Regions from separate parts of the Mus musculus genome. Here region 1 is linked to region 2. Evidence: chromatin loops called from intact Hi-C (ENCODE). Cell type or tissue: heart. All regions are shown on one strand. Each heading gives the region's core, and the rest is flanking DNA. Links, peaks and the distances in the headings are about the cores only.

The links. A loop is a pair of places that touch in the nucleus more often than their neighbours do. Peaks named below come from ENCODE experiments on the same cell type or tissue, not always from the same donor. Only the 100,000 strongest peaks of a DNase experiment are listed, where the experiment ranks them.
Region 1: a loop joins it to region 2, with 1.8 times the contacts of the local background. A loop is called at or near these places in 2 of 42 quality-filtered maps.

Annotation. Positions count from the first base shown.
Region 1 is chr16:57,667,696-57,670,619 of GRCm38, forward strand. All of the region lies in intron 2 of Col8a1 (collagen, type VIII, alpha 1), which reads right to left. Among named protein-coding and RNA genes, the nearest start is that of Gm51269, 58 kb to the left of the region's middle. In heart, for the core only: a CTCF peak has its summit at 1,796; no DNase peak of the experiment used is centred there.
Region 2 is chr16:57,927,974-57,930,897 of GRCm38, forward strand. No RefSeq gene overlaps it. Among named protein-coding and RNA genes, the nearest start is that of Gm24039, 45 kb to the left of the region's middle. In heart, for the core only: a CTCF peak has its summit at 1,590 (motif pointing right); DNase peaks (open chromatin) are centred at 568 and 1,378.

The DNA.
Region 1 (2,924 bases), core at 271-2,770, 260 kb before region 2:
ACACATGTTAATGTACCATGAGCAATAGTCATCTAAGAGGAGGGAACCTCAATTGAGAAATGCTTCTGGAAGATCAGAGTATAAGTTAACAAGCCTGTAGGGCATTTTCTTAGTTAGTGATTGAGGGGAAAAGGTCTAAAGCATTGTGGGTGGGTATATTCCTGGGCTGGTGATTATGGCTTCGTCAAGAAAGCAAGCTGAGCATCCCACGGGGAGCGAACCAGTAAGTAGCTCCTGCCTCCAGGTTCCTGTCCTTCTTGAACTCTTGTTCTTTTAGTGATAGACAATAGAATCATAAGCCAAATAAACCTTTTCCTCTTCAAATTGCTTTTACATATGGTCTTTCATCACTGCAATAGTAACCCTAACTAAGACACTGTCTACAGCACTACTATTTGCTTTTGTGGCCAACTTCATTGGATAACTCAAGTATAGAAAGCTGAAGTTGATTCTAGGTCTAATTGCATCGCAGTGCCCTTTGTGCTGTATCTGTTTGGCTTCTTGTTAATGGGAATATTTCCTTAATTATTCACACATGAGTTGATTTTGTTGAGAAAATTCAGAAAACCTCACCTTTGCTCAACTACATTTGGGAAATGGTTTATAGATATCGTTTGTTTCAGCACCCATGATTTATTTTTTCAAGCTAATAAATGACCTAATTTAAAATTATGCACAAAATTTATACATAATTATTATATACAGTATAATGTTTTGAATCACAAAAATAGCTGAATCTAGCTACCTGATATATCCATAACTTCACACAGTTTTTGTGTGTGAGGAGAACCCAACATTCACCTTATTATTTTTTTTCAAAAACGCACTGTGAGTATATATCACCCTGCTCTCCTACAGAGTTCTTGAATTATTTCCTTACAATAGTCACCTTGGAACCTTTGACCAACATCTTCCTTAGCACTTTCCCTAAGTGGACTAGCCCCCAGGGAACGCTGTTCTCTCTATTTCTATGAGATCAAATTTTAGCTTCTTCGATGAGGTAGACTATGAGGGATTCTTTTGTTGTTTTATTTTTTTTAATTAGGTATTTATTTCATTTACATTTCCAATGCTATCCCAAAAGTCCCCCACCTACTCCCCCACCCACTCACTCCCACTTCTTGGCCCTGGCATATAAAGTTTGCACGGCCAATGGGACTCTCTTTCCACTGATGGCCGACTAGGCCATCTTCTGATACATATGCAGCTAGAGACACGTTTTATTAACTGAATCAATTCACTGAACATGATATCCTCTGGCTCCATTCAAGTTGTCACAATGACAGGATTTTCTGAATAGTAAGTATTCCATTATGCGACCATGCCACCTTCTCTTTCCCCATTCATTTAGCAGTGACACTTAGATTGGGTCTCTGTGTTGCTGATGTGAGAGGCCGCCTAGCATGTTTCTCAACAACTGCTTTGATTCGGTCTCAGCTCCTCCATTTTGCTAAACAGAAAATCCTCGGGCAAATCTCTGAAGTGTTTCGTACATTAATCGTTGTCTCTTTTCTCTACAATGGAGAAAATAACTATTTCATTGAATTGCTGTGGACTATTGAGTCTATATAAAGCATAGCAGTAACTCATAATAAATACTAAGCCTGTATTCATTTTTCAGTACTGTGGTACAAATACAGATATGATCAGAGCATATTAAAGTTTGTTTTTAGAACTCCCCATGTTGAACATAATGGATGAAATAAAGACAGAAGGAAAAAAGAATCAACGTTCAAATGATAGCATCCTTTTATCCAGTCAGCTACCAATGTAGTAAGTCAAAGGCGTCACTAGATGGCAATTGTGAGTCATAAAACTAGCTGCACTTGGTTGACCTCAATGGCTCTGACCTTGGCAAGTGTTTCCTGTGCCCTGTAGCTATAGGTTCAGGAGGTTCATTCTTAACTCCATGAGCCTTAAACAAAACGGTAGTCAGCAGAGCTTACCTGTTGTGGGTGTTTTTGAGGCACCTTTATAGGTACTAATACTTCTAAAGTCAGCTGCTCTGAGCCTGGGTTCACTTTGCCACCATATTCATCATACAGGGAATATACTTAACAGGAGTGTCTTAGGCCAGGTGACAACACAGTCTCAAAGTCTAAGAAGATCATCAGTGCTTCTAAAGTGTGTCTCCCTGCTAGCAACTTCAGTATCTTACCTGGTTACTTATTCAAAATGCAAATTCTATATAAAGCATAGCGGTAACTCATAATAAATACTAAGCCTTTATTCATTTTTCAGTACTGTGGTACAAATACAGATATGATCAGAGCATATTAAAGTTTAGCCCTCTTAGGACTGAGGATCACGGAGTCTGTGCTTTAAAAGTCTTCTCAGGCAATTCCTGAGCCTTCTCAAGTTTGAGACCCACAGAGATAACAATGTTTCAAACAGTATAAATGTTGACACTGCAAGAGTCATCAGACAATATTTGTACCCCACTTTAGTTTTACCTTTGTTGCCAAGTTAAATGACTCACTGGAAATGTAAGAAGATGGGCTGAAAATGATGGTAACCCCCAGAGTTAGATGTAGGAGGGTCAGACCCGATGCTAAGTTGAATATTCCAGCTTTTCTAACAATACACTTTACTACCTTCCTCCTCCAGACTGAGGCTATCAATTACACACTGTGTCCTAACTGAAAAATAAGTCACACGTGTATTTAGTTCTAAATGAGTTTAGCTCAATACACATTTCTATGGAATGCTATAAATCATTCCCTGAAGTGAAGATTTATATATGTGGTGGAGTGAAGGGGAATCAAATAAAACAATATACATGTGCAAAAAATTACAGAGCTTTGGAAAACAGATGAATGCCCCTAGGGATTCTGCGCAAAGGCAGAGATGTAGTCAATATGTTATTGACAGCAGTATCATGTCTATTAAGCGTAACTGACACTCACTGAATGTTAGCTGTGTTA
Region 2 (2,924 bases), core at 159-2,658:
GAAGGGTTTGGCCTGCAAGAGGCAATGTTCCTGTCCCTTGCCAAGTTGGCTTTCTGTATTCTCATGTGGCTTCCTAGTAACCGAGCAGAGTCTAGTCTGCTGTCAGCTGGAGGCTTGGGCAGTGGTGTCCCTTTAGGCACAACAGCTACCAAAACCCGTCTGTCCCTTCATTCTCTTTAATGGTGTTTTGAGACTTAATTTTTTTTTTCAGTTTTCAAGAACATTAATCATATTGACTCTTTTCTATTTTTTAAACATATTTTTTCACAGTCTTTGGCCCGGAGTGGAAATATCAGCACTGGGCATCAGCAATCACAAGCTTGGCACTTTTAGCAAAGTTGGGAGAAAACAGCACTGGTGGCCAACTGAGTTGTCCCAGTCATTAAAAGCTGGAGTGCCTCTTGATCCAGTCAGGGTTCAGCTCCTGCTACTTACCACTGTTCCTGGCAGTGGCGATTGTTGTGGCTGTACCGGGGACCTCAGGGACTCTGGAATCTGAGTCTGGGATGGGGAGGGGAAGTCCAAGTCCTCTCAGAATAACCTCAGAATGCCTCATGTGGCCTGCATGAGCCTGGCTCCTTTGCCTGTCTGTCCTGGGATACAGTGTCCCTTAAAGCTCCCAATGCCTCTATGGTGTTCCTGGCCTCTTTTGGGAAGGCTCCCTCGGGAGAGTGGGGTTATTTATCATGTTCTCAGAGCAGACTCATCGGCCTGCCTTTCCCACTGTTTATGAAACTCCCAAACGGAAGCCCTCAGACAGTTGCGGGGGAGGAGACAGCCAGAAAGAAACAATGCAAAATCCAGGTAGAATGTCCCCCTGAGGAGAGTCACAAAGAGTTCAAAGATTTTCAAAGGTGGGACCACCATAATTACAAACTCTCCTTAGTCACCTTAGTGTGCATGTGAAGACACACAGAGCCTCAACAAGGTGAATGACGTCCAAGGTCACAGAGATAGTAATGTCAAGGTTAAGGTTCTCCCCACCCCAAAGGTTGAGGTTTCTGTTTTGTTTTGTTTTGTTTTTTTCTTTCTTACTTTACACACACACACACACACACACACACACACACACACACACACACTCCTTCAGGTTTCAGTTAAGAAATTTATATTATTTTAGCATCTCAACTCTGTACTCCTACTACTGACGTTATATAAGACTAGTCAACCTTTACGCCATGCTTATTTGTCAGGTCTAAGCCCTGTTTCCTCTTGGCAACATCAAGAATCCATCATTCTCTAGTTTCCCCACCTTAAAAACCAAGGAATTTTCTTTGCAGTCCCTCTGTTTGCCTGGCAGCATCCTCGGTCAAAAACAAATAAGCTGCTAATCGGTGAGAAAGGAGGCGGGAGACGACGCTTGCTTCAGAAATTGTGTTTAGCCCCATCTGGCCTTAGAAAAACATGGGAACTGGTGATCAAGTGCGTTCGGCAGGATGGCTGCCTTTCAAGGGAAACAATATCTGGATATTTCTATGTCTAGACCACAGAGGAAAAATGCTTCCTTGGTAATTAACCCATTGAAAACAGCAAGTGCATGAGACTCTGAGAAACACCAAGGTAGAGGAGCTTTAGAGGGGGTGCTTCCTGAGGGTTCGGCCTACAGGTGGCGCTGTTAGGGATTCATTTACAAAGGCTGCTCCACCTGCTTGCCTCCCACCGAGGAAGAGTAGGGAGTGAGAAATCTCTTACTTCATTACCTAAGTGATGATTTCTTTAATCTATGTTTTAATGTCGCTCGTTCCTTCCACTTGCCTGTCATTGCTAAGTCCTTACAAGAAAACCCCTTTCCAGGATGAGAAGTTGAGGCTCTCTAGTTAAGACCAGAAAGGTCTTTTCGTTGGGAATTAAGACACTGAAAGTTGATCATCCAAGCAGCTTGTCTGAATCCTGGAGAGGGTGCTCATGAGAATCCTGGTTGGATCATGAGTCATGGCTTGGTTTATATCAGTTTTTAATGTCCAAGTTTAGCATCTGAAAAAGCCAAGTATGTGTTGACGTGGATCAGCACCTAGCTAGATAATATGTTTTAAAAATGCTTTGTGAGCATGGGTGAGGGAATAACACTGACTGCTAAAAACCTCTGGTAGACAGGTCCTAGGCGCTAGGGAGGATATACCACCATTACTCTGTTAAATGGACATAGTATTAAACCAACTTCTAATGACTTTTTGTAATGCATATAGATTAATGCATCTTTCATCCTTCATGAGAGAAGCTTCTATTTGCAATAGATGGTGATTAACCCAGAGACCCACAAGTGGGCAAGGTGCACAGAATATGAGACTACAGGATTCTAAATCCTCAAAGGACCATATACACTACACCCCTTCCAAAGACACAAGGATCATTACGGGAAAGGAGGAAAGGCATAAAAGAGTCTGAAATGGTGCCTGACTGCAAGAAAACACCTGGACAAGGCAGGGCAGCTGGGTATATGAACTGAGAGCATTTACCGCAGCATGAACACAACCTGTGCAAGTCTGAGCCAAGCCAAATCCCAGTGTGGAAGGGAGTTGGGTTCTCAGTGGGAGATGAATTGCCATACTCGTGACAGGTAGATCCTGGATGTTAGACTTCAGTGGCAGCAAGGCTGCAAAGCTGAGTTCTTACATCTTGGGGGGAAAAGGATTCATTGGTGAGATTATGTACATTATGAGAATTTCTGTAACTATAAAAGGATATTTAAAAAGATGTTAAGCCACCAAAACGGGGGTTGGTGCTGATTAAAGAAAAATTCTTTAGAACGTCTCCTCTTGGAAGGTGAGAAAAATCACTGGGCAAAACAAAATCTATAGTTAGAAGAAAATGGAGACTTTAATTTATGGAAGGAAGGTGCTTAGCAGCCTCCAGGAAAGAATTTCATCATGGCGGATGAGTGGGGAGTGACAGGGAGATAGCCTGGATGAGAGTGAAGTGGGTTC